Regions from separate parts of the Homo sapiens genome. Here regions 2 and 3 are each linked to region 1. A link is a loop called in an ENCODE intact Hi-C map of the cell type or tissue named here. Cell type or tissue: heart left ventricle. All regions are shown on one strand. Links, peaks and the distances in the headings refer to the core of each region. The heading gives the core; the rest is flanking DNA.

The links. Hi-C counts contacts between places; a loop is a spot of excess contacts. Peaks named below come from ENCODE experiments on the same cell type or tissue, not always from the same donor. Only the 100,000 strongest peaks of a DNase experiment are listed, where the experiment ranks them.
Region 2: it touches region 1 in a loop (2.4-fold over the local background); 20 of 110 quality-filtered maps call a loop at or near these places.
Region 3: a loop joins it to region 1, with 5 times the contacts of the local background. A loop is called at or near these places in 20 of 110 quality-filtered maps.

Annotation. Positions count from the first base shown.
Region 1 is chr17:30,903,700-30,908,717 of GRCh38, forward strand. It overlaps TEFM (transcription elongation factor, mitochondrial), which reads right to left and starts at 2,539. Exons shown (of 4, transcript NM_024683.4): 1 at 2,469-2,539; 2 at 367-830. The coding sequence starts at 2,499. RefSeq lists enhancers at 3,029-3,298, 3,277-4,077. In heart left ventricle, for the core only: no CTCF peak of the experiment used is centred there; a DNase peak (open chromatin) is centred at 2,592; H3K4me3 peaks cover 2,272 bases; H3K27ac peaks cover 949 bases.
Region 2 is chr17:31,203,551-31,206,084 of GRCh38, forward strand. The region is part of intron 11 of NF1 (neurofibromin 1); the gene reads left to right. Among named protein-coding and RNA genes, the nearest start is that of OMG, 92 kb to the right of the region's middle. In heart left ventricle, for the core only: no CTCF peak of the experiment used is centred there; no DNase peak of the experiment used is centred there.
Region 3 is chr17:31,214,806-31,218,267 of GRCh38, forward strand. All of the region lies in intron 13 of NF1 (neurofibromin 1), which reads left to right. Among named protein-coding and RNA genes, the nearest start is that of OMG, 81 kb to the right of the region's middle. In heart left ventricle, for the core only: a CTCF peak has its summit at 1,543 (motif pointing left); no DNase peak of the experiment used is centred there.

The DNA.
Region 1 (5,018 bases), core at 1,205-3,704:
ACCCTTAGACACAGCCTGGTATCTCCAACGACACTCCTCTTAAATAAGCCTTGCCTAGACCTGCTTCTCAGCATCAACTGTTCTTTCTACCTACAATGCCCTCCTCTCCCATCCAAAGGATCTCTCTTTTAAGACCTAAATTGAGTTCTTCCAGTAAACTTTCCACAACAGTCACAGCCCATTGTTTTCTCTCCTCTCAACTGCCAATTTACTATCTGTACATCTCATTATTTGGTAGTGATCATATACTTGCCAACTAAACCTGAAGAACCCTGTCTTAGCCACTTCCCAACCCAATGCCCAGAAGAGTGCTTTCTAGAGTAGGTTCTCAAATATTAGGCAGTATAGCAGACATGAAGAATATACCTTAAGTCTTTCTCTTTCTATGTCTGGTTTGAGGAGCTTTCTCAGGAACCGGTTTTCCGGTGACTTTCTTTTTTCCCGTCCAGTCTTTGGACAAAGTATGGAGTTACAAACTTGAACTGTACTTTTATACTTAAACAAGGGCACATTCATTAAACTCTCTAAATTCTGAAATGGCCCAAAGTTTTCTCTGTGCTCTACGATATTGATGGACCTTCTTCCACGAAGCAATCGGAAAGCTTCAAGTTCTTTAGTAGATGCTGTATTCAACACATGCAAGATGGAAGCCTGCTGTTCTGAAGAGAAGAGCTTGTCAAGTGCATTTTCGGGCTCCTTTGCATTTTCATCACAAAAAGTAACATTGGGAGTAATTTTCTTAGGTGTAGTGGATTTTTTCCGACAGCAGAAATTATGTAAGGCCCAGTACAGGGATGACCTCGACGGGGTCAGAAAGCATCTCCACCTCTCTAAAAGGAAAATTTAGCAAAATATAAGTTGGATGTCCTACTTCCTTTGGGGTTAGTTGCAAGCTTGACTAGATCCTTTGCAAAGTCACAAATACTTTCCTGGAATTTAAGAACTAATAGAGGACAATATTAAATTGTCTTGGAGAATCATCTTTTTTTTTTTTTTTTGAGACGGAGTCTTGCTCTGTTGCCCAGGCTGGAGTGCAGTGGCCGATCTCGGCTCACTGCAAGCTCCGCCTCCCAGGTTCACGCCATTCTCCTGCCTCAGCCTCCCAGGTGGCTGGGACTACAGGCGCCTGCCACCACGCCCGGCTAATTTTTTGTATATTTAGTAGAGACGGGGTTTCACAGTGTTAGCCAGGATGGTCTCCATCTCCTGACCTCGTGATCCGCCCACCTCAGCCTCCCAAAGTGCTGGGATTACAGGCGTGAGCCACTGTGCCCGGCCCGAGAATCATCTTTAAAAGAGGATTAGTTTTTAAACTATATTATATAGAGTTTTAAATAGAGCTTTTGTTGTTTTCAAGTCACGAGAGATGTCTCCCGATATTTATGGATCAGTCCGAAGTTTTACTACCTAGAAAATTGTATTTTATACCCATCAGGAAGCAAGTAGTTGAAATAATTATTCCAACTGCTTAAAGTTTCTGATATTTTTAATTTAGAGGAATCTTTTTGTAACTAATATTTCCTGTTAAGGTTTGTCTTAGGCCGGGCGCGGTGACTCACGCTTATAATCCCAGCACTTTGGGAGGCCGAGGTGGGCGGATCACCTGAGGTCGGGAGTTCGAGACCAGCCTGACCAACATGGAGAAACCCTGTCTCTACTAATAATACAAAATTAGCCGGGCGTGGTGGCACATGCCTGTAATCCCAGCTACTCGGGAGGCTGAGGCAGGAGAATCGCTTGAGCCCGGAAGGCGGAGGTTGCGGTGAGCCGAGATCGCACCATTGCACTCCAGTCTCGGCAACAAGAGCGAAACTCCGTCTCAAAAAAAAAAAAAAAAGGGTTTTGTCTTCACTTCCATTTTCACATTTTAGTATCTCATCTGGTGGAACTAAATAAAATTAAATTTTGTACGTTTATAAGAAATGTTTCAGCTAAGTGATAGATTTAAGGGCAGTTTTACTTTCTTCCGTACACTTTTCAAGACTTCTACATGACGTTTTTGCAAGTATGAGAAACACCATACAATGCATAACTTTGTAAAACCAGTGGGAAGTCACTCTAACATCGCAGCCACAGGAAAGTAATGTGGCCAGAGGTAAGCAAGCGGCTGTGAGAATGTGAACCATCCGCCCACTCTGAGGAGCCACCCGTGGACCCTGAGGCCGGGGAAGCACAAATGTTCCGAAAACTGCCCCGTCAGCTAGGCTGGGGCCCCAAGAGAGGGGCCTGAACAAGGGACATGAGGAAGGAAACACTCTAGGACATGAGGGACATGAGGAAGGAAACACTCCAGGTTCCTCCAGAATACCTCCAGCCGTATTCCATTAGCCTCTAGGGTCAGAGGCTAATGACAGACGGGAAATCACCCCAGTGTTCCAAGCACCCTACCTCCCGCCGTATTCCATTAGCCTCTAGGGTCAGAGGCTAATGACAGACGGGAAATCACCCCAGTGTTCCAAGCACCCTACCTCCCGCCGTGAAGAGGACAGACCCGCTCATCTCCAAGTTGAATCAGTAGGTCCAGTCTTCCTCCATTGACTTCCGGTTCCTGCGTGCTGCGCCCAAAAGCGCTCGGCCTGCACTCGGCGGAAAGGTTGTTGTCCAAGCGGCGTTCCGGGGCAAGGCCCGAGGTGTGTCCCGCTGAGCAGTGGGTCGTCCGCGTCTGGGCTGCGGGCTTCCAGGCGGGCGCCTGCCGAGGCCCTGTCCCCGGATCCCGAGTCCCTGGCTGGCCCGCAGTCTTCTTCCACTGCACCGGGGAAACGTTCTTGCCCCTACCGACTCCTGAGAGCCGCTGGGCCGAATCTCCAGGAAGGCGATTCCGAGGCCAGTTTTAGTCTGTAGTGGGTAAAGTGCCTCCTTCGTGGAGACTCCCTGGGTTTCTCCTAGACACTTAGATTGAGGAGCTCCTGTTGGGGCCCAGCCTGTGGCGCCGGGAGCGGGATCAGGTAGGGGCAGCGTAGACAAGGTCCTCAAATAACCTTTTCACCAGGTAGACTGGAATAACGGGGAGAGATGCGAAGTGTTTGAGGAGCTCAGCGGGGAAACAGGGCAGGCAAGGGATTAGGTAAAGGCGAGGGAGGAGGAGATTGCGTTGGCGCTGGAGCGGTATTCCTCTTAGAAGGGATAAAGGGAGATGAATGTAGCGCCGAATTTAGTTGGTCCTTGAATAATGGGTGGAGCAGTTGAATACTCCACCAGATAGGAAGCCTGAAGTCCCCGAGGTTTATGATTTGCAGTCAGACTGGAGAGTGTTCCTAGAAAATTGGCCATATACTGTATAGCGAATGTGAGGCTGGATTGCAGGTGAAGAGCCTGGGAGCAATGAGAAGTCGCGAAGAGAGTGTATCTTCCCAGGTGAGAGGCAAGCGTAAGGAATTTTTTTTTTAACAGTCTTGCTCTGTCGCCCAGGTTGGAGTGCAGTGGTGCGATCTGGACTCACTGCAAACTCCGCCTCCCGATTTCAAGTGATTCTCGTGCCTCAGCCTCCCGAGTAGCTGAGATTACAGGCGAGCGCCACTACGCCCGGCTAATTTTTGTATTTTTAGTAGAGACAGGTGTCACCATGTTGGCCAGGCTGGTCTCGAACTCCTGACCTCAGGTGATCCGCCCGACTCGGCCTCCCAAAGTGCTGGGATTACAGGCGTGGGCCACTGCGCCTGGCCAACCGTAAGGAATTGAACCTAGGAGATGTAAGGAGAGTGGAAAGAAAAGAATTATTTCTGGAAGATGGGGAGCCAGTTTTGTGAAAAACGGGGAATTCAGGAGGGAGGGAAAGGTGATGAGTTTGCGTTTTTATGAGGCAGCAATGGGTTGATTGTTTGTGTCTGGAAGGCAGTGGGGATGTAGGGGAATCATAAGTATTAATAAAATGTGCTGGTCGGGAGCAGTGGCTCCCAAAGTGTAATTCCAGCACTTTGGGAGGCCGAGACGGGCGGATCGCTTGAGCTCTTGAGTTCCAGACCACCCTGGGCAACATGGCGAAACCCCGTCTCTACGAAAAAATTAGCCGGGTGTGGTGGAGCACGCCTGTTATCCCAGCTACTCAGGAGGCTGAGGTGGGAGAATCACCTGAGCCCGGGAGGTAGAGGTTGCAGTGAGTGGAGATCGTGTCACCACACTCCAGCGTGGGGGACAGAGCCAGACCTTGTCTCAAAAAAAGAAAAAAAATTGCTCATAGGAAGTCTAGAAACCTTGGCAGTTTCTGGGGAACTTAGGAATCTAACAAGAAATAACATCAACTTTTTTCTGCAAAATCCTCCAAATCAGGAGGAAATAATTTCCTCAACTGTAGGGCTTATTCAGTTTACTGAGATGTTATGATTGAATTGCATCCCTCAAAACAGATTTGTTGAAGTCCTAACCCCCAGTACCTTATTATTTCCAAATAAGGTCATTGTAGATGTAACTAATTAAAATGAGGACAGGAAGGCCGGCACGGTGGCTCACGCCTGTAATCCCAGCGCTTTGGGAGGCCGAGGAGGGGGGATTACGAGGTCAGGAGATCGAGACCATCCTGGATAACACGGTGAAACCCCGTCTCTACTAAAAAATACAAAAAATTAGCCGGGCGTGGTGGCGGGCGCCTGTAGTCCCAGCTACTCAGGAGGCTGAGGTAGGAGAATGGCGTGAACCCGGGAGGCAGAGCTTGCAGCGAGCTGAGATGGCACCACTGCACTCCAGCCTGGGCGACAGAGCGAGACTCTGTCTCAAAAAAATAAGTAAATAAATAAAATAAAATGAGGACACGCTGGACTGGGGCAGGGACTAATCCAACATGGCTGCTGTTCTTATGAGAAGATGACTCTGTGAATGCCATGTGAAGATGGAAGCGGAGATTGGAATGATGCTTTCTACAAACCCAGAAAGGCCAAGGGTTGCCAATAGTCACTAGAAACTAGGAGAGAGGCATGGGCCAGAGTCCCCTTAGAGCCCTTTGAAGGAACAAGCCCGGATAACACCTTGATTTTGGGCTTCCAGCCTCCTGAACTGGAGAGAATAAATGACCAGTTTGTGGTCAT
Region 2 (2,534 bases), core at 35-2,534, 300 kb after region 1:
TTATAAAGTGAATATAGAAATTTATGAGATTGACTATTTTAGAGTTTCATTTGAAGACATTTATTATGGCAATATTTTTGTCTTGAAAAATCACATGAAATTATTCTTAGATATTTGGACTTCTGATCTTAAATTCATTCGTAGTGTAAATTTTTTTTCTAATGATTCTTGGTTCAATGTACCTCATAAGTTCTCTTCTCCCATGGTTCTTTAGCCAGTCCACACATTTTTTTTAAAGCATCACATTCTCAAATAAGATAAAAGTTTTAGTGATGTGTATTGAGGGTTTGTGTAGAAGTAGTAAGGTGTTTGGAGTTCTACTTTTGTGAAACATACTCATACTCAGTTCATAAGTACTGAGTTTAGATCTAAAATATTCTAGTGTTTCTTCTTAGAAAATCTAAAATATATCCACTATTTGATTCTTATTATAATGCAGGTTCCTAGCAGTTACTAAAATAGTAGTTGTACTGTCATCTTTTTTATTATGATGTGCCATAAGAGATGAATTAATAGTTGTAAGATCTATGTTATATGCATAATCTTCATAGACTTCCTTTAGGTTAAATTAGATATGTAATTGGGAAATTTAAAAAGTAATATACACACTTATGAACCAATTATCTTAGCCATCACTGGTACATGCTATAGCTGGTATATTACTTATTTCTGTTTTTTCCTTACGACAATTTATCGTAATTTACATATGGATAGTTCACATACTGAAAATGAGATGATTGCTTTCTACTGAGAGGTTGTAGTTGAAAGGAATTGTTTCCAAGGCATTTGAAAATTATTTAAATCTCTTAAGGAATTGCCACATAATTTGTTCATATTATGTAAGTGTTGCCATTTGGCTATAAACATGGTATTTTCAAGGAAAAAAAGAGTAAGTCTACTTTAATTGACTGGTGTTCAGGAAGGGCACATTTAGTAACTGCTCAAAATACTAAACTTTTTTGCCAACCACATGATGTCTAGTTTTTCATACTTATTTTATTTGAAAATGTGTATTTTACTTTAAAATGAATATATTATGAAAAATGAAAACTATGAAAATTACTAAATCTTAAGCCTAAAGTTATTTTATGTGGTGCACCTGGTACCACAATACGGTTTCAAAAGCTATTAAAAAAAGACACAGTAATTTGAATAGGATGTTATATGGGATGCCTTTCTTAGTTTATCAGTTTCTGACAAGATCTTACGAGATGTGTTGGGTAAGGAAGACCCTTCACTCAATGTACTTTGTTATTATTCAGCTTTTTGTTACTTTAGGCTGATTAACACAAGCTGTATAATTTAGTAAGTATAAGGAAATCAAGTTGCATTGGTTGCTTTGGGCAAGTCAAAATTGCTGAGAGTTGGAGGAATCCATTATACTATCAGACTAAAAATTGATCATTTGTAGAAACTAGATTAAATAAAGTAGGAGTTGAGGGAAAAATGTAAACAACCATACTGTCCCAAAAAAGCATTTCTTCCCTCCCAGTTTTGGGATTCCTCCCTGAATGGAGTTCAGTATTCAAAATGTGTATCATAAGTTGGTTTTATATTTTACTATCCGGCGAACAGGATTTGTAATCCACAGTTTGGGTTAAGGTAATATAACTCGATGCTATTCAAAATATTCTGAGAATTCCAAGTGAAGAAATTAAAATGTCGAGACTTCAATTAGCTTAGTTTTGAATAAGAAAAAATCTGGGACTGAAATGTGAGAGATGTGAGGCTATTCAATCCCTCTTATCTACAATTTGAATGTATTATTCTTCCAGATTTTTTAAATAAACATCTGGAGTATTATAAATTAGAAGCCTACATTTTAGGTCATTTAATGCATAGTCTACATATGTAGTGAAAATTCATCCAGTCAGTTTTTTATTAAATGATAGACTTTAAAGATATAGTGATTTTCACAATTGTCATTTTTTAATAATATATCAAGTAATTCATTTTAAAGTTAAAGATACACTTCCAAATAAAATAGGCACTAAAAACTAGACATCAGAGTTAAACAGGGTAAATTGAAATAGAAAATACATAAAATAATTGTTTAAAAAATATTTCACTAGGATCAGTTTGTCTTTGTTTATGGTAATTGTTAGTCTCCCATATATCATGTCATCATTGCATATCAATTTATAGGTTTACTTAATAGTTTTATTTCATTTACTAATTTCATGTTGTAATTATCATTGTTGTCTGTAAACATATAAGTAATGGTTTTCCACATACACTTTTAATACTGTGTTGAACCACTAATCACTTTTAAAGCTTTGATAATAGCATTCTTACCTGGGAAAATATATGCCATGTATGCACGTGTGCCAGAAATTGTAAAACATTAAACTTAAAAAAAAAAAAAGAAGATTGGCTACAGATTAGCTCTCTGAAGACTTTATTTTTCAAATTCACTGGCTAATCATCGAGAAAAGATGTCTCACATGCACATGCTCATAAAGTGGGCAATTTGTCTCATGCTCACTATTATGTTTTATAATATAATATGTATGAGTTAGTGTTTGAATTAAAGA
Region 3 (3,462 bases), core at 9-2,508, 310 kb after region 1:
TCTTTCTTCTTAATTTCCCTATCATTAAACTAACATACTTTGATGAGATCTCTGTTCTCATCCTATTACTAAGTTATATATTATTCAGGTATAATCCTGGTATGGGGGATAGAAGTGACCATCGATCACAGTGTCTACATCTATACTGTTGGTTTAAAAAATCTCCAGATTGCTTTTGCCAGTTTAGCTTTTCTATCCCCCTTTCTTTGTGTTATCAGCTTTCTGTTATCATTGGCTCTGCCTACAAATACTGTATTGGAAAAAGAATGAGGTGAAAATGGGTGTGGTTAGTACTTGAGTTAGTGTGATTATCATTATTATTATTATTTTGAGACAGGGTCTTGCTCTGCTTCCCAAGCTAGAGAGCAGTGGAGCAGTGATGGCTCACTGCCTTCGAACTCCTGACCTCAAGCCATCCTCCAGCCTCGGCCTCCCCAAGTGCTGTGATTACAGGCATGAGCCCCCATGCCTGGCTAGTAGTCAGTTATTGTCATAACTACTCTTACTGCCTCAGATGATATTAAATTTCTGAGAACATCACTCTGGTACACAGAGTAATTAGGAACAACGCAAATAATAAAAATGAGTCATAATGAAGTGATTAACAGCATGGACGCTGGAGACTACCTACTAGCTATGTGATTTGGATGACTATTTAATCTTTCTATGCCTTAGTTTTCTCATCTGATATATTGGGATCATAATAGTTCCTATCTCAGAGATACTGTTAGGAAAATTGAAATAGTACATACAATGCTTTAGGAACAATGCCTGGTGCATAATAAGCACTAAATAAATGTTAGCTATTATTGCTATTAATAAGATACAATTTAACACTAATTAATGCACCAAATGTAATAGTTCTATATTGTGTCTTTCATAGGATGACATGTTTAACCTTTGTTGAGCTTCTTCAGTCCCTGGAGAGCAGCATCAAGCAAGGTTTCTTATCGTTTTGCTCAGTAACTGGCTTTTTAAAAAGTGTTAAGGTGCTTTCGATTTTGGTGGCATATTTTTTAAATTACTGTAATACAGGGAGTTTGTAACTACATGCCTATGATTCCAAGAGTTCTATGAAACTTCGTGAATTTTTTAAAAATGTGTATTTATGAGTAATTTTTCTTGGAGAGTGGAGAGGAGAGAAGAAGGAACATTCCCAAAGGATCAGTGACCCCAAAAGAAGGCCTGTGATACTTTAAGCCTGAAAAACCCATTCAAGTTTGAAAGTCTAATTAGAATAAACAGATCTTTGGCATGAAAAAATTCCATAAAACCTGTCAGTGAAACTCTATAAAAAAATGAAGTTCCCTTTCTCTTCATTCCTTTGTTATGTGTTACAAGCTATTTGTGGCATTATTTCATCATGAAGGTCACATAATACTAGCAGTACTCTGTTTACGTGGTGATAATTCACATTCAAAGCAGGCACCAAACTCACCAATGCCGTTTCTACTAAATGTTGCTTCAAGAAGAATTTAAGCAAAACTTGCCATTTTCCAAGGATCATTTAAAATGGAAATTATTTGCTTTGCTGCCATCTAGTGGTTAATAAGTTTTCTCAAGGTAACCATAAGTACATTAAAATAGAAGATTCGTTGTAAATATTTGACCATTTTGTCTTTTACATAAAAAATCTGAGTCTTAGTAATTTAGGAGGAATGTAGGAATAATTATTAAATGGTCTCAATCATGGTATTTTTAAAGTAATATGATTTTGTCTTCCATTTTAGTACTCTCAATTTCTCAAGCCTCCTAATTACTCAGCTTGCATCGTTTCTTAGATCCCCCTGATCATTTCTCCACACTGAAGTTATGGCAGTCTCTTTAAAAAGCAAATCTTATTATGCCCCCTCTCAGCTTGAACCCTTTTAGTTGAAATTGCTCTTGCTTATGAAGACCAAACTCCAAATAGATCTACAGGGTCGTGCAAAATCTTTCTCCCATCTACCATTTCTTCCACATGTAGCATTACATTTTTTGTCTTCCTTTACTCTATTCATGATGGTCTTCCTTTCAGTCTTTCTAACCACATGCCTTCATACCTCCCTTGCAGTTGCTTTTCCCTCTGCCTAGAATCTGCTTACTCTTAACATAGTAATTCCTACTCATTCTAAGCTATTGTCACTGCACTAAGGAAGCCTCCCTGAGTCGGACACTTTTCCATGTTATAGGCTGTCATAGCAGCATGTACCTTAATAATAGCTCTTATGTGATTTGCATTTTTATACTTGTTGATCTGATTATTTCATTGATGATATCTTCCCCCATGAGACTACATGCTCATGGAGGATGGGAAACACATCTTCTCTTTTTCATTGTTGTGTCTTTGGCATTCAATAAAAATGATTTGGTTTTGGATGAATTTATATGAATGTCAGAAAATAAGCTAACGGTTTTGAATTACAGATATATTGCAGTGAGGGCTTACCTTAGTCATTATAATGGGGAAAAATCTATAGTTAGCAAAATAAAATATGGGACACAAGTTGCATTGGCTTCATATATTCTTCTTTTTTTTTTTTCTGAGACAGAGTCTCACTATATTGCCCAGGCTAGAGTGCAGTGGTGTGATCTCAGCTCTCTGCAACCTCCGCCTCCTGGGTTGAAGTGATTCTCCTGCCTCAGCCTCCCAGGTAGCTGAGATTACAAGCACCCGCCACCAAACCGGCTTGTACTTTTAGGAGAGATGGGGTTTCTTCATGTTGGCCAGGCTAGTCTCGAACTCCTGACCTCAAGCACTCCGCCTGCCTTGGCCTCCCAAAGTGCTGGGATTACAGGCATGAGCCACCATGCCTGGCCAAACCATATATTCTTGAAGTGCAAATATATGCTTCCAAGTTAAGAGAAACATTTTAGTCTCTAAATAGGTAGGCATTCGGCAGGGCGTGGTCGCTCACATCTGTAATCCCAGCATGTTGGGAAGCCGAGGCAGGTGGATCACCTGAGGTCAGGAGTTCGAGACCAGCCTGGCCAACATGGTGAAACCCCATCTCTAATAATAATGCAAAAATTAGCTAGACGTGGTGGCGCATGCCTGTAATCCCAGCTACTCGGGAGGCTGAGGCAGGAGAATCGGTTGAACCCAGGAGGCAGAGGTTGCAGTGAGCCGAGATCACGCCATTGCACTCCGTTTCAAAAAAAAAAAAAAAAAAGGTAGGCATTCACATTTTTACATAACGTTAATTTTCTTTGCTTAGTACACTATATTTTTCCACGATGAAAAGGACCGAAGTATGGGTATCTGCCGATGCAAATTCTAGCCTTTGCTTTGTTACCAGCTGTGTGGATTTGGGCAGGACCTTTGTATGGGTCAAGAGGGCTGTACAGGATAATCATGCAATCCTTATCCAACATGTATGTCCTTTACCTTTGATCACAATCATGTATAAGCTCAAAACCAGTAAGTTCCAAACCAGAGATACGTTCTTTAGCCAGTTTACTATTGTTGGAAAAAAAATTATT